3 separate regions of the Homo sapiens genome follow, and regions 1 and 3 are each linked to region 2. Evidence: read pairs that join two places in POLR2A ChIA-PET (ENCODE). Cell type or tissue: K562. All regions are shown on one strand. Links, peaks and the distances in the headings refer to the core of each region. The heading gives the core; the rest is flanking DNA.

What was found. ChIA-PET counts read pairs that join two places held together with the same protein. Peaks named below come from ENCODE experiments on the same cell type or tissue, not always from the same donor. Only the 100,000 strongest peaks of a DNase experiment are listed, where the experiment ranks them.
Region 1: POLR2A ChIA-PET joins it to region 2 with 5 read pairs; 1 of 35 experiments calls an interaction of 5 or more read pairs at or near these places.
Region 3: POLR2A ChIA-PET joins it to region 2 with 6 read pairs; 10 of 35 experiments call an interaction of 5 or more read pairs at or near these places.

The regions. Positions count from the first base shown.
Region 1 is chr22:20,031,331-20,038,625 of GRCh38, reverse strand. It overlaps TANGO2 (transport and golgi organization 2 homolog), which reads right to left. Exons shown (of 9, transcript NM_152906.7): 2 at 1,772-1,866. The coding sequence starts at 1,827. MIR185 (microRNA 185) reads right to left here and starts at 5,487; the gene lies at 5,406-5,487. RefSeq lists a silencer at 1-80 and enhancers at 4,370-4,439, 6,123-6,342, 6,777-7,295. In K562, for the core only: no CTCF peak of the experiment used is centred there; DNase peaks (open chromatin) are centred at 3,105 and 5,399.
Region 2 is chr22:21,723,864-21,731,158 of GRCh38, reverse strand. The region is part of intron 1 of YPEL1 (yippee like 1); the gene reads left to right. Among named protein-coding and RNA genes, the nearest start is that of YPEL1, 8.3 kb to the left of the region's middle. RefSeq lists silencers at 965-1,152, 7,278-7,295. In K562, for the core only: a CTCF peak has its summit at 4,309 (motif pointing right); DNase peaks (open chromatin) are centred at 2,748, 2,978, 4,318, 4,988 and 2 weaker places; H3K27me3 peaks cover 4,799 bases.
Region 3 is chr22:21,925,176-21,932,470 of GRCh38, reverse strand. It overlaps PPM1F (protein phosphatase, Mg2+/Mn2+ dependent 1F), which reads left to right. Exons shown (of 8, transcript NM_014634.4): 6 at 1,180-1,323; 7 at 6,809-6,902. Among named protein-coding and RNA genes, the nearest start is that of PPM1F-AS1, 9.4 kb to the left of the region's middle. In K562, for the core only: no CTCF peak of the experiment used is centred there; DNase peaks (open chromatin) are centred at 3,130, 4,782 and 5,070.

The DNA of each region.
Region 1 (7,295 bases), core at 1,163-6,162, 1.7 Mb after region 2:
AAATAGTCCAGAGAAATCCCGAGGCCAACTGGAATGGCAGGACCCGCAGGACAGGTCCTGGCAGCAACACACGGGTTCTGAGTGAAAGCAAGAGGGGCCCATGTCAACCCTCCTCCTCTCCACCCAAGGGGCTGGGTGGCACTGACCAGCACCCGCAGGCCAGCCATCAAGCTTCCTTTCCAGAGATGGGAGCACTCGGGGTGGGTTGAGTCTCTTCAGCAGCCTGCAGGAGGCAGCCCTGAAACGCATACAGAGCTGGCTGGCTCTCCTCAGCGTGCTAGTTTCCTGGGGCTGCCGTAACTAAGCACCACAGACCAGGCGGCTGCAACAACAGACACTATTGTCTCGCAGCATTGGATGCTGGAGATCCAAGATCAAGGCGTCAGCAGGGCTGGCTCCTTTTGAGGGTCTTCTCGGTATGCAGACGACTGCTTCTATCTCTGTATACACACCAGCTTCCCCTGTGCGTATCTGAGTCACCCATCACATTGATTAGGGCCTACCCACATGACCTTATTTTACCTTCATCTTTTTTTTGAGATGCAGTCTCGCTCTGTTGCCCATGCTGGAGTGCAGTGGCGCAATCTCGGCTCACTGCAAGCTCTGCCTCCCAGGTTCACGCCATTCTCTTGTCTCAGCCTCCCAAGTGGCTGGGACTACAGGCGCCCACCCCCATGCCCAGCTAATTTTTTTGTGTGTTTTTAGTAGAGATGTGTTATCCAGGATGGTCTGGATCTCCTGACCTTGTGATCCGCCCACCTTGGCCTCCCAAAGTGCTGGGATTACAGGCGTGAGCCACCGTGCTCGGCCAGCCCCTACATTCTTTAGAGTTCTGTTCACTCACTAGCCAGCCCAACACTACTCCAGTCCCTGTAGCAGTCAATAGTTCTTTCCTAACATTTCTTCCACCTTCCCTGCAGCATGCTGTCTGCTGCTGGGACCTGCCACTCACCCAACTGCAAAAAGGGAAAACACCAGACACCCTTCCTTCCTGATTCCTTGGCCTGAAATGACTTCACTCAGCCTTGAAGTCAAGCAGCATGGTGTCTATGCAACTTTGCAGTGACTCAAATCTGAGACCCTCTTGAAATGGTTCAAATCATTTCTGGTACAGATTTTAAAATGATGAAAACTTCCCGAGCAGTTGCATTAGAGAGTGGTTACACGTTTCATTTTAGATGTGGGTTATATCTCTGCCTCGTTCTCTGTGTGGATAAATGCTGGGGTGTCCTGGGGAATGGAGGTGTGGCCGTCCTGAGTCCAGGGTCAGGGGTGGCTTCTGGCCTCGATTTCCTGACTCCTCTGGCTGGTCCTCAGCGTCCCCTCTTCCCCAGGTTCTTTTTCCTCAGCTCAGGACCCACCCACAGACCCCTAGCCTGGCCGCCACTTTGACTTCTCACCAGCAGCTGTGACCCGCCAGCCCAAGCTGGCTCTCACTCACTGACGCCGTTGTCCCAGTTCTGCCGCCCGACCCTCCTCAAAGCCCATAGAACTGCAGCCCACCTGGACCCATGTCACTCCTCTGTCCTACCTGTGGCTGCCTTCTGTGGCTGAGTCTTCACGTCTTTGTACATTGACTGGAGTCCCCGCCCCGAGAGGCATTCTGACAGCATCCCACACTGAGTGACCCTGTCCTGGAGGGCAGTGCCAGGCCTGTGCAGCCCCGTCCTGGCCCACACACCTTCCTGCACACAGCAGCTTGGGTGGCATGAGAACTGGCTGGGCACCCAGGACCCTGCAGGGCGCAGCAGATGCAGAGCGAGGGGGTTACCTGTACGCGTTTTTGGAAACAGGGCGAGGATCAAACTTAAAGAAGATGATGCACATGGTGGTGCAGGGCGGCTCTGCTGACACAGGTCGCGAGGTCTGCGGGAAAAGGAAAACACTGAGTTGAGCGGATGGCAGACACTCAGGGCTGCCCTCCGAACCTGCAACAGGCCAGAACAGAGAGAACCACCTCTGTGGTGTCTGTACTACTTGCTGGGTGTGGGGGAACTGGACACCACACTCTTGGCCGGTGCCACACAAACAACTCCCAAACCCATGCACTCATTGGCACTGGCCAGACTGTCTCTCCACCACCTGCAACACCAGCCCTGAACAGAAGCATCCCATCAGCACCATGGTAGTCTTAAGGCCTGGACACACCGAGCTGGGGTGCCGAGGGGGTCCCCGGGGGGCAGCAGAAGTGAGGGCAGGAGCCACACTGTGAGAAACAAACTTACCCATCCAAATCTAAAGAATGAACTCAGACCCAGAGAACAGCGAAAGTGAGACTTTTAATGACAGTCTTGCAAGATCAGGTGTCAGACAGGCACACCCAGCACAGTTTCGACAAGCAATTTATCCCCTAGTACGCAGGTCCCTCCCCCAGTTCCTCATAGGCCGAGTACTGTGGGGTCACAATTTTCCCGGACGTCGCCTATTAATTGTTGGGTAGGGGCTTCAGGTGTTTTTTTGGGGGCTTGTCTTGCTGTATTTTGTTGCAGCCCACAATGCATTGCAGTCCTAGTTAGCTCAGGGACTTTTTAAGTATTTAACTTACGACCTAAGTAGCAGGCAGGCTGATAAGAACAGACAAAATGAGCTATTTTGCAGGCTAGTAAACTTTCAGCTTAGACTGAACTTCTTTGGTTCGGGTGAAGGCAACTAAGTGCGGGGAAAGTGGAGGCCGACAAGCACACATCAGCTATCCAAGCAGGGTGGCCTAGTATATCCTGTTTCTTCTGTAGTTTGCTGAGCTAAGCCAATTTAAGACACTTTGTCTTGGAAATAGACCACTGTATACATTCTTCCTTCAAGACTGTCCCCCACATGCACATCTCCTCCCCTGCAACAGCACCAAACCCACCCCACACGCCACCAGTGGGGGCAGCCCTGCCTCCGCCTCCAACAGCATGGCCCACTCACCTGGGATGCAGGCCCTACAGGTCCTGCTCAGCACACACACTCGCCATCCCACAGGACCCGAAGGCCCCACACACCCACAGCAGCTGGCATGGACACGTGCCGGGGACACGCTGGGTGACTGCACACTTAGCATACACCTCGTCCCCACCCAGGGACCTCTGGGGCCCAGAGCAGGCAGTTTTCCACAATGCAAACGAGTGCAGAACGGAGATTAGATTCCGAGGCCACCCAAGGGTGACACCCAAGTTCCCTGAAATGTGCACATGTGCAATGATTTAGTGACACGGCTCCAGGGCAGAGCCAGTGCTCACAGCTGGGACATGGGACAGCCAAGAAGCTGTTCAAATACTGAAGAGACCCAAAAAGATTCCTCTGAGAAAAGTCTAATGAGTGGGGACGGAGGTGAAGAGGGCTCAGTGTATGTGCCTCCATAGGCACGGGCATTAGGGATGGCCATTGGGGACCATCTGCTCCAGTGAGGAGCTGGTGGCTGTGCAGTTGAAGTATTGGGATAGCAATAAGCGCCACGTGCAGACGCACTGGGTCAGGGGGATGGGCAGCCATTTGAGATGGTCTGCTGGCCACCACTCTGCATAGGATGGGAAGCTAAAGGGTGTGTTGTTGCAAGGGGGCCCTGTGGGAAGCAGACTGTGGGGCTGGAAGTGGGTTGGGTCCCCTTGCCGGGTGCCCTGGAAGCGCCCACAGGGGGCCATCATCCGAGGGTGGGCAGGCTACTAGGGGCAATCCTTTTGGTAAAAACAACTCAAGATGCTGGATGAAATATGAAAACATCTTAAAAATTGCCAGGAGCTGATGAGCTCATGCAGCATTTGGCCAACAGTTCGGAGAGCGTGGCCCACAGAGGACAGCAGAACACAGTGGCCAATCCTGCCTGAGAGCGTTTGCCCACTGAACACACTGGGGCTCATACTCTGGTGGCCTCGGGGGCGAAGGAGACAGAAGACAAGGTCCAGTCACCCCCACAGGATGAAGAACCTAACAGAAGACTCTCCTCTAAGTTAGGCTGGGACTCCAAAGAGCGATGCTTAGGGAGAGATGAACTACAGCCGCAGCCACCCCCAGGGGTTATGGGGACATTGCACATAAGTGAAGGGAAGTTTCTGAGAAGCTGTGGCACAGCCAGCCGTCCAGGTCCACACTGGGGGTACAAGGACCCACAAGCCAAGCACAGTTTTAAGGGGTTCCAGCACTCGTAGTGCCCCTGTGCCTGAAGTTCTCTCTGGAGAAAGATACCTTCATCCTATACTTCAAAGAAGTCTCAAAATCATTTTTCAAAGACCAGAAGCAGTACATAGTCAGAAAGAACCACATAATGAAAGAAGCACCATGAGCAAGAACCAGCAGAAAGATAACCGTACATGCATCATCAACCAACCATGCTCTGATGGCAGAAAGAAAACAGACAGCTCAGAAACATCTGCAGGGCAAAGGAAGTGATGAAGAGCAAACTGGGTTTACAAAGCAGCAAAAGGAACTCGGTTTTTTTTTGTTGTTGTTGTTTTGTTTTTGCTCCTGTTGCCCAGGCTGGCTGGCATAATCTCGGCTCACCGCAACCTCCGCCCCCCGAGTTCAAGCAATTCTCCTGCCTCAGCCTCCCGAGTAGCTGGGATTACAGGCATGCGCCACCACGCCCAGCTAATTTTGTATTTTTAGTGGAGACGGGGTTTCTCCATGTTGGTCAGGCTGGTCTCCAACTCCTGACCTCAGGTGATCCACCCACCTCGGCCTCCCAAAGTGTTAGGATTACAGGCATGAGCCACCATGCCTGGCCAAAAGAACTCTTAGGAAGCTATTTTAGAAATGAAAGCTTCAGTGACTGCACATTAAAGCTCAGCTGTGGGTTTAAGAGCAATCAGGTGCAGCTGATGATGCAGAACCATCCCGAATGCAGTGCAGGAAGATGGGGAACACGCTGGGCTTTGGGAGTGCACCCAAGGTGCCACTGATGGGGTGGGCCCAGCACTCACCATGTGGCCAGAAGACACAAGTCCCTTTACTCTGGAGGAGCTGGTCTTTCCTGCACATGAGAACCCCTGGCTGCAGTCACTGGAGAAGCCCTGCCAGCTGGTCTCTACTGGAATCCCACTGGCCTGGAGCCCAGGGCTGCCCAAGGCCTGCTCACCAGGGACATGCTCCTCTGGGGTGTTAGAGAAGGCCGTTGGTCTCAATCAACTTCAGCCGACCTCAGCCCTCCCTGGGCTGCACGCCCAGCTGCTGGCAAGGCCATGGATGAGGGCAGTTCTGGCCACTGATACACGTAGGACAGACAGGCAGAAAGGCACCCCCAGTTCAGCTGCAGGACCCCACCATCCTAGCTGGCCAGGGTGCAGGGGCAGCAGACCAGCCCTCCAGGCACCAGTGGCAGGGAGGGCTCCATGGTCCAAGGGAAGGCCATAAACAGATCTCCGGACAGCCTGGCACTGGAGGTGTGGGCGCAGAGCCAAGGGCTGTGGCCTCGACGAAGACGCGGTCATTGGGAGGGAAGGACCAGAGGAAAGCCAGCCCCTGGGGAGGGGACCATCAGGAACTGCCTTTCTCTCCAATCCCTCGCCCCCTGCTCGAGCCAGGCCCACTGCCCACCGGCCCCCAACCCAGCTCTAGCCAGCAGGTCTCCCCCTCCCCCTGCCAGCTTCACCTCCCCCGACCTGTGACCTTGCCTTTGCCTGGGCCCCTGTGTGCTCCCTAAGCCAAGCCCTGCAGGTTCCCTAGGTCCTACAAGGTCCCCACACAGGCCCACCACAGCATTCCAACACCCTCTCATGCCTGCTGACTTGCCAGGCTCTGGGAGGGAGCCATGGATATAGTCCTTGTCCTTTTGGTCACCATATCTTGATCTGGGCGCAGGGCATGTGGGCACACGGGTGGCCAGGACCACTTCCCACAACTTCCACAGGTCCCATCACACCAGGTGAGGCTGGGCTCCTCAGGGCATCTCTTGTGCCACACAGAGCTCGCCCTCAAGGTTGCCCGAATTGGCCAACTCTACAGGAGGGTTGGTGTCCCAGGGAGAATCGTGCCTGGCTTTCCAGGTGAGGCTCCGCCCTGCCTGTCCCCACCCCTGCCCTGGGCTCAGCACTTGGGCCAAGCCCAACCAACTCTCAGCATGTCCTTGGCAGTCCAAGAAGGCCAGAGTGGTCAAAGCCATGCAGGGTTGGCCCTGAGGCCCAGGCGGCCAGAACCAGACCACAAAGAGCAGCTGGAGGAAGAGGCAGGCAGGAGGGTCTGGGGTCCAGTCAGCAGCCTTGCCCTGGGTCTCAGAGGCCACAGCCCAGAAGCATCTGAACATCTGCAGGAAGCCACGCCCAGTCTCTGCATCCTGCACAGGACCCCGCCTGCCCCAAGGGGCTAAGACCACCAGGGCAGCCTGCACACAACCACCAGGCTTGCAGAAGCAGTCAGATGGCCACACGCCCATCCTCTCCAGGCGGAAAATGCTTACCCCTCTCCATTCTGTCAACTGGCCTCACGGCCACCGGGATAGCAGTTGGGCAAGTAGGTTACAGGGCGGGTGGGGCAGGTGACGCAAAACCTGGCTGCCAGGGCGGGTCCAACCCCAACCGGAAGGAGGCTGGGCCAGGGCACCACAGGTGGGAAGATGCTGATGAGCTCCTCCCTGTGCTGTGTGCTCTGCAGCTGTGATCTCATCTCAAGAGTCCCAGGTCACATGGCAGGGATGGGCAAGGTGAGCCTGGAGGGGCTCATGGTGGGGCACCTGCTGGTTGGGCTAGAGGTGAAGAAGCAGTGAGCTGGCCACCCCGAGCAGGCACACGTGGGATGCTGGGATCAAGTGGGCCTGCTGGACCCTGCACCCACGGCCTGGCAGCCCCTGAGAGAGTCAGGATGGCCTCGGCACTGGATCTGTTCATTTGTAGCTCTGCTCTGCCCAGCCACGCTGTGGACACTCCTGGAAGTCAGCATGCTGCCTTCTGCTCTCTCATAGCAGGATCTGCTGATCCCCGCCAGGGTGCAAGAGGTCCCTGGGCAAGCTGGTGATGGGCAGCCAGCTTCCTCCTGGCCATGGTGGTCACTGTGTTCACATGTGGTCCTACTAGAAACATCATCTTGAAAGCAACTGGCATGACACAGGCACATGGCCAGGCCTCACCAGGCCCACAGGGATGGAAGAGCCCAGATATGTAGCCCAGGCTGACAACAGGAGGCCGTGTGGGCAGCAGTCGAGAGGAGCCATACTTCAAGACTGAAAGCAGAGCCTGTGAGGTGGGCAAATGTCCTGCCACCGACCTACGACACCAGCACAGCGCAGCAGGGCAACGTGGCATGGTGGTGAGGTTCCTGAGCCAGGACAAGAAAAGAAGCGTTGTTCTCATGGCTATTTGAGGAAGCACATCACCTCCACTCTGTCG
Region 2 (7,295 bases), core at 1,530-6,529:
TGATCCTCCCACCTTGGCCTCTTAAAGTGCTGGGATTACAGGCATGAGTCACCATGCACAGCCCCCTCTTCTTGTTGTTAGCAAGAAAGCACCTCTACTGGGATGTGTCCCAGGGCCTTGGTTGTGGGAAACTTTGTTACTAATGGTAGAAAAAAAAATGTAGTACAGGTTCTTTGAAAAGAAGCGCTCAGTACAAGCACATTATCAGTAGTCTCAGGAGAGGTGGTAGAGGTAGTACTTGAGCACAGGTGGGAGGAGAGATGGAGGAGAGAGCCTGGAGGGCCGAGGCACCTGGGGCCACTGGGCAATGGAGGAGCCAGGCCCCTTGGGTTCCCCAGAGAGCAGGGGCTGGTGGGGAGTCTACAGAGGGCCATGGAGCTTTGTCTCAGGGCAGCCATATAGGTGGTTTGATGCTGTCAGTGAGTCCCATTGTGCACCTAGGCTGCAGTTCCTGAAATGTGGAGGGGAGCTTTTCCTCCTGTAATGCAAGTAGGGAGGAAGTGGATGTGTGTGGATGGAAGCTGGAATTGCCAAAGGCAAATTGTACCCATGCTGTTGCCCTTTGTTGTAAATTTTTCCAGACCTTTCCACACCTGTGACTTCATGTACTATGTGAGAGTTTGAATAGTCAGTGTGGGCCAGATGCTGTAGCTCACGCCTGTAATCCCAACACTTTGGGAGGCCAAGGCGGGTGGATCACTTGAGGTCAGGAGTTCAAGGCAAGCCTGGCCAACATGGTGAAACCCCATCTCTACTAAAAATACAAACTTAGCCAGGCATGGTGGGAGGTGCCTGTAGTCCCAGCTATTTGGGAGACTGAGGCACAAGAATTGCTTGAATCCAGGAGGCGGAGGCTGCAGTGAGCCAAGATCGTGCTACTGCACTCCAGCCTGGGAGACAGAGCGAGACTCTGGAAGCCCCATGATGGAAATGTCCCTGATGTGTGTTTATCAGTGCATTTGGCCAGTCTCTTTTGGTTAAACTTTGTTGTTGTTGTTGCTTTTGTTGAGAAGGAGTCTCGCTCTGTTGCCCAGGCTGGAGTACAGTGGCACAATCTTGGCTCACCACAACCTCTGCCTCCCGGGTTCAAGCAGTTCTCCCGCCTCAGCCTCCCTAGTAGCTGAGACTAAAGGTGCCCACCACCACACCGAGCTAATTTTTGTATTTTTAGTAGAGACGAGGTTTCACCATGTTGGTTGGCCAGGCTGGTCTCGATCTCCAGACCTCAGGTGATCTGCCCATCTCGGCCTCCTAAAGTGCTGGGATTACAGATGTGAGCCACCGTGCTAGCCTCTATTGGTTAAACTTGAGGTGGTTTCTAATCTTTTATTACAGGCAGTATTATTATAGGATGATATTTTGTTATTTCAGGTAATAACTGCTTTTATCCAGTTATTTTGCACATGTGCATCAGCCAAAGGTGAACTCCCCAGATGAACCCCCATCCAGGGCTGTGCTCCTAGGAATGTTGTGGGTGTTGCCAAATGGCTGGATCACAGAGCACCTTCACCAGTGGTGTTGTCAACTTCTTAAATTTTTAAATTTAATTTATTATTTGTAGAGACTGTCTCGCTCTGTCGCCCAGCCTGGAGTGCAGTGGTGTGATCATGGCTCACAGCAACCTTGACCTCCTGGCCTCAAGTGATCCTCCCATCTCAGCCTCCCAAGTAGCTGGGACTACAGGTGCACACCCAGCTCATTTTTTTTTTTTTTTTTAGAGATGGGGGTCTTGCTGTGTTGGCCAGGCTGATCTTGAACTCCTGGCCTCAAGTAATCTTCCCACCTTGGCCTCCCAAAACACTGGGATTACAGGCATGGGCCACCCCTGACCTTATCAACTTTTTTTTTGAGATAAGATCGTACTCTGTCACCAATGCTGGAGTGCAGTGGTGTGATCTCGGCTCACTGCAACCTCTCCCTCCTGGGCCTAAGTGATTCTCCTGCCTTAGCCTTCCAAGTAGCTGGCACCACAGTCATGCACCACCATGCCCGGCTAATTTTTTTTTTTTTTCTTCAGGATGGAGTTTTGCTCTTGTTGCCCAGGCTGGAGTACAATGGCGCAATCTCAGCTAACTGCAATCTCTGCCTCCTGGGTTCAAGCAATTCTCCTGCCTCAGCCTCCCAAGTAGCTGGCATTACAGGCACACACCACCATGCCCGGCTAATTTTTGTATTTTTAGTAGAGATGGGGTTTCACCATGTTGGCCAGGCTGGTCTAGAACTCCTGACTTCAGGTGATCCACCCGCCTCGGCCTCCCAAAGTGCTGGGATTACAGGCGTGAGCCAGTGTGCCTGGGCTTTTGTATTTTTTTGTAGAGACGGGGTTTCACCATGTTGCCCAAGCTGGTCTCAAACTCCTGGACTCAAGCGATGCACCCACCTTGGGTTCCCAAAGTGCTGGGATTACAGGTGTGAGCCACCACGCCTGGCCTAACTTTTAAAAAAATCATTGCCAACCTGCTAAGTGTTAGACAGTATGAGTGTGCCTTCAGAGTTGAACATCTACTTGCATGTTCCACCTTGGACACCGTGGTCCAAGGTGGGGAGACTCTGGCTTTGAATCCAGCTTCACAGGTCACTGGCTGTGCAACCTTGGGTGCTCAGGTAACCTTTTTGGACTTCGGTTTCCCCATGTGCATCGTGGGGCTAATAAGGACACGCATCTCTTAGAACTGCTGTTAATCGTGCGATTCTTGTATGGTGAGCAGTGTAGGACAGGGCTGGTGTTGGCTTGCCAAGGCTCTGGGAGCCGCTGCACGTCCTTTTCCAGGAGCTGGTGGTTTTATCCGTTGTCCATTCCCTCCGTGATGGCGGTGGCCTTTTCATCTTTCTAATCCCAAGGACGGTGCCTTGCCAGTGAGGGGTGGGAGAGGCAAAGCTAAAAGCAGGGAGGCCTCCTCCATGGAGAGGAGGGGAAGGAAGGGGTGGCCGAGTGGGAGCGGAGGTGGAGAAGCTGTGGGGACGGCTGGCCGGGCAGGTGACACCACCACCTCTCACCGCTCATCCCTCTCCTCCCTAAAGAGGTGGACCATGATATCCTGGTTCCACTTTCTTTATGAATCCTGGCTGAACATGGCGGGGCCACATGAGCACTGTTCCTTCCCCGCTCTCCCTGGCATTCTGTCCACCTGGCACACCAGCCCCTTCATCGCCACGCCCAGCAGACGCCCCAGTTCTCCTCCAGCTTTGCAGCCTCTGACCCTGACGCACTGGCTTCCGTATCTGCCTGAGGCCTCCTTTCCATCTCGGGACACCCTGGAGGGCTCCCCGGGGAAGTAATGGGGATGGGACCCACACTCACCTGCCAGGTGGTGGCAGTGCCAGGGGGTAGGTGGAGCAGCCTGGGGATTGAGGGGAACAGGCTGTCCTCTACACAGGTGCCCCAGGGATGGGGCGACGACCCAGTGGGGTGGTTGAAAAAGTGAAGGGGGCACCCCAGTCTGCACTCCATCCCATGAAGTGTCAGAAGCTGCTTGGTTTTGTTTGCTTCCTCAGTGTGTTTGTCTTTAGAAGTGTGCTACCGGCACCATATGGACATGGGCCTGATTCACATTCTCTTAAAATAATTTTACAGGCTTATTTTAGGAGAGAAATTTCTGGATTCCAGAAAATTGTTTTTGCTCTAAAAACATACCCCACATTAATGTCTATTTGGGGGGATGGATGGCAGCTGCCCTCCAAACGTGGGGACACACAGTGTCCGAGAGTGGAGATGATTTTCCTGGTGAATTGCCCAGCATTTTCCTTTCAGTTACTTACTTCAGGGTGGTTCCTTATTTGCCAATAGATCTTGTAAAAGCCCATTTACATTGGTTGTTTCCAAACTTGGCCATGGGTTCCCCAGTGCAACAGTGGATCTGTCATTTAAAGCCAAGTTAAAACTTAACATGACATGCCTCTCAGTGACCACAAATACAGCCCTGGCCACTACTGCCAGGACCCCTTTGAGGGCTAGTGACAAGGGTTGCCATCAGGACTGAGACCACATGAAGCGCACGGGAGGCATCTGTGCAGTGACCAGACTCAAGGCAGGAGACAGGGACAGGGACTTGGGGGACATTTGGGACCCAGGGCAGCAGGCTCTTCAGGTAAGATTGCCTTGGGGGCGGGGCTGTATAATGAAGGTCTCCAAATAAAGCCCATGCGAAGTGTGCTTGGGAAACAGCAAGCCTGTTTTGGTTGGAAACAAGGCTTTTTGTAATTAGCGGTGCCCTCAGTGTTTACTCTGCAGAGCCCTAGGCACTCTGGTCCAGGAAGAGTTAGTAGCGTCCTCTGCATCCCACTGGGGATGTGTGACACTCAGAGAAACCACAAGGTGGAGGCGAGAGCTGAGATCTGAGCTTGTCGCTGCATCTGTCTGCCTCACAGCTGGGAGGCTCAGCCAGTGGCACTTGCTGTGGGGACAGCCCAGGTGCAGGAAGGGGCCAGCAAGGGAGGGCAGCAGGCTGGGCTACAGCCACCAGGGGTGGTATCTCCACTGAGAGTTACAGGCTTTGAGCAAATAGAGAACAGTTACAGCATGGAGGACCCTGGGGTAACACAGGACCCTGATGGGGACGCACCGCTTCCTCCTGCCTGGAACACTGGTGGTCAGAGGGTCCCCTCCCTCCTGGGGACTGGACTGTCCTCCGCTGATGCTCCTCCCTCTCAGGCCAGGTGGGACCGAGAGCGGAGAGCACCTGTGCTCTGGATTGAGTACCCGCCTGTGGGACTGTGGTGGCCGCTAGCGGGCAGGGATGCCTATTTCTCAGGATGTTGTGAGAATTCAACGGCCTGAGAATTTGCCGACCCTAAGGTGCAGATGCATGATGTAAAGGGCAAACGCCTGTCTTTGGCAACATTCTTGTCATTCTGGGGGCCTTGCGCCTGAATAGATGAGATTCCTTCCTGGAACCTTCTGGGACCAGCTTGGGGCCACAGCAGGCTGCGGCTGGTCCTTCCTGGACAGCGCTGGCAGGGCCCTGGCTTGTGCACTGCTCTTTGGGGACCATGGTCCTAGACCCTGGGGACATGTGGGTCTGGGTGAGGTGAATCTGCAGCTGCCCGCACCCCACGGCCCCTGCCCGCAGAGACTCCTTGGTGCCCATGGGTCCATGTTTTTAACAAGCTTACCAGTGTTTAGTGGCCATTTCTCATATCAAGTACTGATGTTTCTTTTTTTGGACACGGTCTCGGTCTGTTGCCCAGGCTGGAGTGCAGGGGCACCATCACGGCTCACCATAGCCTCGACCTCCCCGGCTTAAGCAATCCTCCAGTTTCAGCCTCTGGAGTAGCTGGGACCACAGGCATGTGCCACCGTGCCCGGCTATTTTTTTTTTTTTTTCCTTTGGTAGAGACAGGGTCTCACTATCTTGCCTGGGCTGGTCTCGAACTCCTGGGCTCAAGTGATCCTCCTGCCCTGGCTTCCAAAAGTGCTGGGATGACAGGCGTGAGCTGCTGCACCCGGCCGCAGTAGTGATGTTTCAACCCCCATTTACTTTTGCTGTCTCCGTGTGAGGATTCCCCTGATACATATTCATTCCCTAGATATTTAAGTGCCTTTCAGGGGCCAGGACACTAGTCAGTGATTTTTTTTCTACCATCTAGATTTAATAAAACCACCCAAGTGACTTTAAAATTTTATCATTTTAGGCTGGGCACAGTGGCTCACACCTGTAATCCCAGCACTTTGGGAGGCCGAGGCAGGCGGATAATGAGGTCAGGAGATCGAGACCAGCCGAGGCAAGATAGTGAGACCCTGTCTCTACCAAAGAATACAAAAAATACAAAAAATTAGCCGGGTGTGGTGGCGGGTGCCTGTAGTCCCAGCTACTTGGGAGGCTGAGGCAGGAGAATGGCATGAACCCGGGAGATGGAGCTTGCATTGAGCCGAGATTGCACCACTGCACTCCAGCCTGGGCGACAGAGTGAGACTCCGTCTCAAAAAAAAAAAAAAAAATTACCATTTTAGGGCCAGGTATGGTGGCTCATGCCTGTAATCCCAACACTTTGTGAGGCTGAGGCAGGTGGGTCACTTGAGGTCAGGAGGTCGAGACCAGCCTGGACAACATGGTGAAAGCCCATCTTTACTAAAAAAATATAAAATTAGCCGGGCATGATGGCACATGCCTGTAATCCCAGCTACTTGGGAGGCTGAGGCAGGAGAATCACTTGAACCCGGGAGGCAGAGGTTGCAGTGAGCCGAGATTGCACCATTGCACTCGAGCCTGGGCGGAAAGAGCGAAAGTCCATTTCAAAAAAAAAAAAGAAAGAAAAAGTAAAATAAAATTTTATTTTCTTAGGCTGGTGCAATGGTTCATGCCTCTAATCCCAGCACTTTGGGAGGCCAAGGTGGGTGGATGGCCCGAGCCAGGAGTTTGAGACCAGTCTGGGCAACATAGTGAAACCTTGTCTCTACAAAAAATACAGAAATGAACCAAGTGTGGTGGCGCACACCTGTCATCCCAGCTACTTGGGAGGCTGAGGTACAAGAATCACTTGAACCCGGAAGGCAGAGGTTGCAGTGAGCTGAGATTATGCCACTGCACTCCAGCCTGGGCAACAGAGTGAGACCCTGTCTCAAAACAAAAACAAAAAAAAAAAAAAAGAAAAAAATTTTTTAATGAACTATTTTTTTCCCCCCAGGATGAGGTCTTGCTTTGTTACCCATGCTGGAGTGCAGTGGTGCGATCATGGCTCACAGCAACCTCCATCTCCCGAGTTCAAGCTATTCTCCTGCCTCAGCCTCCTGAGTAGCTGGGATTGCAGGTGCCCGCCACCACGCATGGCTAATTTTAGTATTTTTAGTAGAGATGGGGTTTCACCACGTTGGCCAGGCCGGTCTCAAACTCCTGACCTCATGATTTGCCTGCCTTGGCCTCCCAAAGTGCTGAGATTATAGGTGTGAGCCACCATGCCCAGCCTTAATGAACTATTTCATAATTACAAAATACTAAATTATTTAAGCAGAGTGTGATGAGGTTTGAAGGAGGTACACGGAGCCTGTGCCTGTGGAATGTTCCTGAGGTCAAGAGGAACTGCTGCTGTGCTGTCCCTGGAGTGGGACTGGGGCTCTGGGATGGGAGACTCACTTTTCACTCAATGGAAGATCCTTTTGCCATCTCAAGACATACATGGTACGTACAGATGAGAAATGAAGATTAATAAAATGGACATGTGTATACCCAACAGCAGCTTAAAAAATAAAATCCCAGGCCAGGCGTGGTGGCTCACACCTGTAATCCCAGCACTTTGGGAGGCCAAGGCGGGTGGATCACCTGAGGTCAGGAGTTGGAGACCAGCCTGGCCAACATGGT
Region 3 (7,295 bases), core at 1,163-6,162, 200 kb before region 2:
TCTGAGCACAGACCTTCATGGAAATTAGCAGAGCCAGGCTTTGCATCTCAATAGAAAACCATGCAATCTCTGCAGCTGCAAGGACCCCAGTGAAAAGCAGGCAAGCCTCCACTCCTGGCCTCTCACCTCAGCCCCAGGAAGTGACAAAGGCCTCTGAGCTCAAGGCAGCCTCAGAGTAGAAAAGGGATTCTCTGAAGCAGGCGTAACTGCTTTATTGAGGCTGGGCACAGTGGCTCACGCCTGTAATCCCGGCACTTTGGGAGGCAGAGGCCGGCGGATCACTTCAGGTTAGGAATTCGAGACCAGCCTGGCCAACATGGTGAAACCTCGTCTCTACTAAAAATACAAAAATTGGCCAGGCGCGGTGGCTCATGCCTGTAATCCCAGCACTTTGGGAGGCTGAGGTGGGTGGATCACTTGAGGTCAGGAGTTTGAGACCAGCCTGGCCAACATGGTGAAACCCTGCCTCTACTAAAAATTAAAAAAAAAAATTAGCCAGGTATGGTGGCACGCGCCTATAGTCCCAGCTACTTGGGAGGCTGAGGCATGAGAATCACTTGAGCCCAGGAGATGGAAGTTGCAGTGAGCTGAGACTGTGCCACTGCACTCCAGCCTGGGTGACAGAGCAAGATTTTGCCTCTAAATAAATAAATAGCCAGGCGCAGTGACTCACGCCTGTAATCCTAGCACTTTGGGAGGCCAAGGCAGGCAGATTGCCTGAGCTCAGGAGTTCAAGACCAGCCTGGGAAAGAAACATGGCAAAACCCCGTCTCTACTAAAAACACAAAAAATTAGCCAGGCGTGGTGCTGTACGCCTGTAATCTTAGCTACTTGGGAGGCTGAGGCAGGAGAATCACTTGAACCCGGGAGGCGGAGGTTGCACTGAGCCGAGATTGTGCCACTGCAGCCCAGCCTGAATGACAGAGCAAGACTCTGTCTCTAAATAAATAAATAAATAAATAAATAAACATCTTTATTGAGATACAATTGACAGGTAGTAAGTGGTGCATATTTGAAGTCCACAATTTGGCAAGTTTTGGCTTATACACATATACACCTGTGGATTCCTCACCACAGTAACGGAAGTATTCATCACCCCCGGAAGCTTCATCCTGCCCCGTGTCATCCTCTGCCCTTCCCTACCTCCTCTCAACTCTCATGGGCCCTCTCTCCCTGCAGCGGCTGCAGAGCGGCACCACAGGTGTGTGTGCGCTCATTGCAGGAGCGACCCTGCACGTCGCCTGGCTCGGGGATTCCCAGGTCATTTTGGTACAGCAGGGACAGGTGGTGAAGCTGATGGAGCCACACAGACCAGAACGGCAGGTAAGGGGATCCCTGCGCCCAGGCCCAGGATATTCCTGGCCTCCATCATGCTGGGCCCATAGGGGAACCCCACCCAGCCTGGGAACTTCAGGTAGTAGTAATCCTGGCACCTTTCAAGAGGGAGGGCTCCCTGCCTGATTTGAGTGGCCGGGGGTCCCACGTGAGCCCTTCCTGAGAGCTCTGTGGGTCACAGCTATATGGAGCCCAGAGCTCCGGGGGAGAGCAGAGCCCTCTGCACTGACAGGCATCCCAGTGCAGTCAGTGCAGCCCAGTGCAGACCAGAGCCCATCATACACACGGACAAGGAGGCCACAGGCTGTGGGTGAGGAAGGCCTCAGGGAGGTGATGCTGCCCCGAGGCTGGAGGGAACCTGGCTTGGGGCTGTACTGACTAGAGGCTGCCTGGGACCCTGGCACTCAGGTCATCACCTGGACATGAGGATGACAGTCCCACTCAGACCTCTTCTCAGAAGACTGTCTCATCCATGTGTCTCCTGAGGTTGGATTGCGAGCATTCAGATATCATGGAATGACTGTTTATCCCTCAAACCCCACTTTTCCCACGTGCTGTTCTCCACCAGCTATGTTTGATTAACCATGCACATGGTGGATAATTCTACGTCAGCACATAGGAGCACCCATCCTTTCTTGGGGCTGCGGACATTGCATTCATCATGCAGTCCCTTGTGGGTGAGCATGAAGATCTTTTCAGTCTTTCGGTGCTAAAAACAATGCATCTCTACCTACTTTGTGCAGCATTAATTGCTCAGAGTCAAGTGTACCTATATCTGTAGGACACATCCCCAGAAGTGGGATGGCTAGGTTGGAACTGATGCACGTACAGTCTGGGTAGATTTGCCAAGCTTCCCACCTCAGGCCATGCCAGCCTGGGCTGGCACTACATTCCCAAGAAGGTCCATTTCCCCACAGTCTCACCAGGCTGCAGGATTCTTCCTGTCAGGTAAGAAGCCTGTCTTGGGGCAATTGTTAAGTTTGCTTTTCTGTTACAGAGTGAGTTTGAGCGTGTTTTCAAAAGCTGAAGATCATTTACACAGCCTTTCCTGCAAACACTGTTTTTTTCCTTTGCCTGTTTTTCTTATCAGTTTATAGGTTCCTTGTATATGTGAAGGAGGTTGGTTCCTTGTCTGTGATGATTTGCAAATGTTTTTCCATGCATCTTTTATTTTTGTTTATGGGCTTTTGCCACATGGAGGCTTTGTGTTTTTCTGTAGTTGAGTAGTCTTTTTGTGGCTTCTGGTTTGGAAAGCACATAGAGACACCAGGACTTGATGATTGTAACAGTCAGGGGCAGCTACATTCCTTGGCCTTTCACTGCGGCTCACGGTCTGGTATGGGCCCCCTGTACGTCCTCTCCCCATTGTACAGAGGAGAAAACTGAGGCTCAGTCACTTGCCCAGAGCACACCGCCAAAGTCACAGATAGTCTCTGCCACTCCCCTGCCTCCACCACCGTGGGGGAATTTGGCACCTGCTCCCTAGTGGGCTCTCCTCCCCAGGATATGCAGTCAGATGAAATGTGGCCAAGTCAGGATTCGTGCTGGGCCCACTCCCACCTGCTGCCTGCACACCTACAGGCTCAGCATTCAGCACCCCATTAAAGCCCAGTGGGGGCTCTGTTCAAACACTGCCTGAGTCCTGCAGTATGGCGTCGTGGCAGAGCATGGACAGATGGCCTTGCCTGGTCCCGGCTCCACCGCTTCCAAGTCCATCACACAGGGGTCCCTGGAGGTTTGGGGTAAGGATTGAGTGTCCCAGTGCATGTGGAGCACAGAGATCAGAGCTTGCACAAGAGAAGCACACACAGGTGTCTGTGTTCTTGGCTGCAGCCCGCATGGGCCAAGGAGTTCAGATCCAGTGCCCCCCACCTCCCCTTTCCTGCCGCCATGCTCTGTAGGCTTGGCCCCTCCTGCTGTGATCCTGATCACAGCCTTCCACCCTAGAGAATTAATCACAGATCCAGGCCAAGGTTCTCCCACAAAAACAAGCATCATGTCGGTTACAAGAGCAAGAAACTGGCCTCAACTTGGCGAGCTTCAACGGGGGTCCAGCAGCGGCCCAGAGCAGCTTCCAGGAGTACGTGGGGGGAGTGCGTGGTGCTCTGCCTTGTTCTGCGGCTGTCTGAACAGTCTCCTGCCTCTGCACTCAGTTCAGCCTCCAAACACTGAGTGCCCACTCTGCACAAGATACTTTGTTGAGGCAGTGAGATAACACAGGACCCACTTCCTGCCTCTAAGTCTAATGGGGGAGCAGGAGGAGGGCAAGGACCTGGCAGGATGAGGCAGAGAGATGAATGGAATGGAGCCGCATCTCAGGCAGTTGCAATTCCTGCAGGCCAGGGGAGAGACCAGGAGGAAAGGGCAGGTTATGCCAGAATCAGGGCCAGGTGTGGAGGTGTGCCCCAAGTGATCCTCCCACCTCTCAAGCCTCAGGAGACAGGAGGATGGCTTGAGCCCTAGAGGTTGAGGCTGCAGTGAGCTATGTTCATGACACTGCACTCCAGCCTTGGCAACAGAGTGAGACCCTGTCTTCAAAAAACAAAAACAAGCCCCAGAATCAGTGGGTAGAAGACTCGGGGCAGGGGAGAAGACCACCCACCTGCTGCTCCTTCAGCTGGAAAAGCTGGACTGCCCCAGGCTGGGAGGAACTCTGTAAGGACTCACTAGAAGCTTCTGAAGTGATCAGGCCACTGGAGGACAAGTTGAGGGCTGGGTCACAAAAGTGAGTTCAGGAGGGCAGTGAGAGTCACTCAAGGTCACAGGTCACGCTGGCACGCCTGGCAGGCAGCCTGGGAGAGATAGGAGTCCCGGCTCTGCAGGTGGAGACATCGCAGAGGGCCTTGGGCATCCAGGAGGATGGCAGTGCCATAGGCGACGCTGCTGCGGCCTGGCCGTGTGGAGCACTGCACTCCTAGGAAGCAGGAAATGGCTGTTCACAGGAACCCACAGGCCACCGGCTCCAGCTTTGACCTGGGAAGCTGTTTCAGGCAGGTGGAGAGGATGAGGTTTGAGGAGCAGAGGGAAGAGCTGCTGAGGGGGTGGGCGCTGGGCAGTCGGGAGGCGAAGGCAGGAGATGGCTTGAGCCCTAGAGGTCGAGGCTGCAGTGAGCTATGTTCATGACACTGCACTCCAGCCTTGGCAACAAAGCAAGACCCTGTCTCCAAAAAAAAAAAAAAAAAAAAAAAAAAAACAAAACAAAAAACAGAATCAAGAATCAGTGACTAGGAGACTCAGGGGGAATGGGACAAGACCCCTTAGCCTGGGGATATGTTAGTCCCGGACCAGACTGAGCCTGGCCAGTGTGTGACGGAGGTGGGAGCCACTGGAGGGGAGGAGGACCCAGGTTCAGGGCCAGGGTTAGAGGGGCGAGCCCGGGGAGCCGGCGCAGCCTGTCCAGCACAGGGGGTGCAGAATGGCAGGAGAGGGGATCACAGGCTGCAGGGGAGCAGCACAGCCCCTGTGCCCTCCTGCCCTTTGGCTCCACCCTGTCCCACAGCCATCCCTGGTGGTGGGGAGGGGCTTCAGGTAGGAAGGTTCTAAGCTTAGCCTGCATGGCCCCCTGTGGGGGAGAGCCACCTCCAGAGGGCATGGGAAGCAGATTGCCGTTCATTCTCCATCACCTGCCCACATTCCTGCCTCTGGGACATTGAGGGGCTGGAGTGGGCTGGGGTGTGTGGGAGACAGAAGCAGAGAAAGGCTCCTCATTCTCCCTGGAGCCTCCCACGCTCACAGCCCCTCCCCAGGGAACGCCTCTGAGGCACAGGGGAGGAGGCGCTGCTTCCTCTGCAGCTCCTCGCCGTCTGCAGGCGCCTTCACGCGTGTGTGTGGGCACATGTATGTGTGAACATTCGTGCGTACTCTGTGTTCATCCACCTGCCTCTCCCCGTGCCCTTTCTCCTGCCCTCTTCTTGGCTGTCTCCTGCTCTTCCCTCCTTCCTGGTCCTCCTTGCCTTTCCCTTGCCCTGCTCAGACCCCGGAGGTGGCAGATCTTAGACCCAGAGAGAGCCTTGAGGTCCCTGTTCCTGCCCCCTTCATGGCTTGATTCTCCACCTCAGCTGGGACAGGAGCACCCAGCCTACCAGGCACTGGTCCAGTTCCCACACAGGCTCATGGCTGCAGTGCCCAGGAAGGCCGGGACTCCTGCAAACCCATGTCATTCCCACCACAATGCCCTCTGCAGGGGAGCCACATAAAGAGGCCTGGTCCTTGGTGCAGGCATCTGGAGAGGGCTGCCTCCCCCAGGCCTCCCGCAGTGCATGTCCGTCTGCTCTGGGGAGGGAATTGGCTGATATCCCAATCTGTCTAGGGGACACCATCACCTGGGGCATCAGAGTTCTCATGCCCAGCTGGTGCTGTGCCTGGGGACTAGAAGGGCTGGTGCTGCGTGGGGTCAAGAGGTTTACCTGATAAACCGGTAAGGGATGCCCTCTTCCCCCAGTAGACTTGGGAGGTGCCTCACTCCCAGGGTGCCTCCGTCACTCTGTCAGGGATGCTGTTGTGCAGGCTTCAGTCAGCAGGCTCTCATCGGGGCAGCCTCTCCTTTGGGCAGAGGCTGATAGGACCAAAGAGGTTTCTAGAGGACTTGTGGGTGGACCAAGCCTCTGTCCTGTCCCTGGAGGAACCCAGGCCTGGGGTGTTGTGGTCCCCAGCTGAGTGGAGACTGTGCCTGTGCTGAGCTTGGGTAGAGGAGGACAAGAACTAGGCCAGGCGCGGTGGCTCACACCTGTAATCCCAGCACTTTGGGAAGCCGAGGAGGGTGGATCATGAGGTCAGGAGATCGAGACCAGTCTGGCCAACTTTGAGAAACCCTGTCTCCATTAAAAACACAAAAAAATTAGCTGGGCATGGTGGCACGCCCCTGTAGTCACAGCTACTCAGGAGGCTGAGGCAGGAGAATCACTTGAACCCAGGAGGCAGAGGTTGTAGTGAGCCAAGATCGTGCCACTTCACTCCAGCCAGGTGACAGAGCGAGACTCTGTCTCAAAAAAAAAAAAAAAAAAGAACTGGGCGGGCACAGGCTGCCGTCAGGGCCTCGCTCAGGCTTCCCTGCTGTGTGACCACTCACGTCACATGCTCCATCTTGGCCCAGCAGCTTTCAGGGCAGAGACGGTGTCCCCGAGCTAGAGACAGGGAAGCAGAAGGATCTGCTGTCTGTGTCGGGCTCGCAAGCCTCGTGAGTGCCTCCCTGACCCAGAATGCTGCCCAGGGGCGCAGGCACCGCTAGGCGGCCTCAGGTGGTCCGTTCATTTCACCATTCCTGCAACTAAAGGACTTGTGGGTTGTGTATAATTTCTCACTGTTTTTGATGAGCCTCGTTTGGGTGCATCTCTGAGCCTCCTGGCTTTGTTCCAGTGCTGCGGCTTTGAATGCTGCTGTCTTAGAAGCAGCTGTGCCTCTGCTCAGGTAGCAGCAGGGGGCTTCACGCCCCATCCCCCCGGCCCTGCCCCCAACTCTGGCTGTGTTTCTGCAGGATGAGAAGGCGCGCATTGAAGCATTGGGTGGCTTTGTGTCTCACATGGACTGCTGGAGAGTCAACGGGACCCTGGCCGTCTCCAGAGCCATCGGTGAGAGCCAAAGAGGCCGACCCAAGTGGGAGAAGGTCTCTCGGAAGCCCAGGCCTCGAGTGTGGCCCGCGGCTCACCAGGGGTTCAGGGAGGCAGTGTGATGGGCCGAGGGGGATTTGTCATGCACTGGGGTGATACCCTCGTAGTGTGAAGGGAACAGGGCAGATTCAGAGACTGCAGCACCAGTGTCTGAGTGTAAGTTACACTGTATGTTATTATCTCACCTAAAACAGCTCCTACAAATCTCATAGAAACCTGTGGCTCACCACCCTATGGGCTGGAAGTAGAGCTTCCAATATTCCGGAAATGAGGTTTATCCTCCTCCCGCGTTCATGCTGACAATCCTTTTTTCTCTTTTGGGAAAAAAGTGGGTTCGCTGGGCGCGGTGGCTCA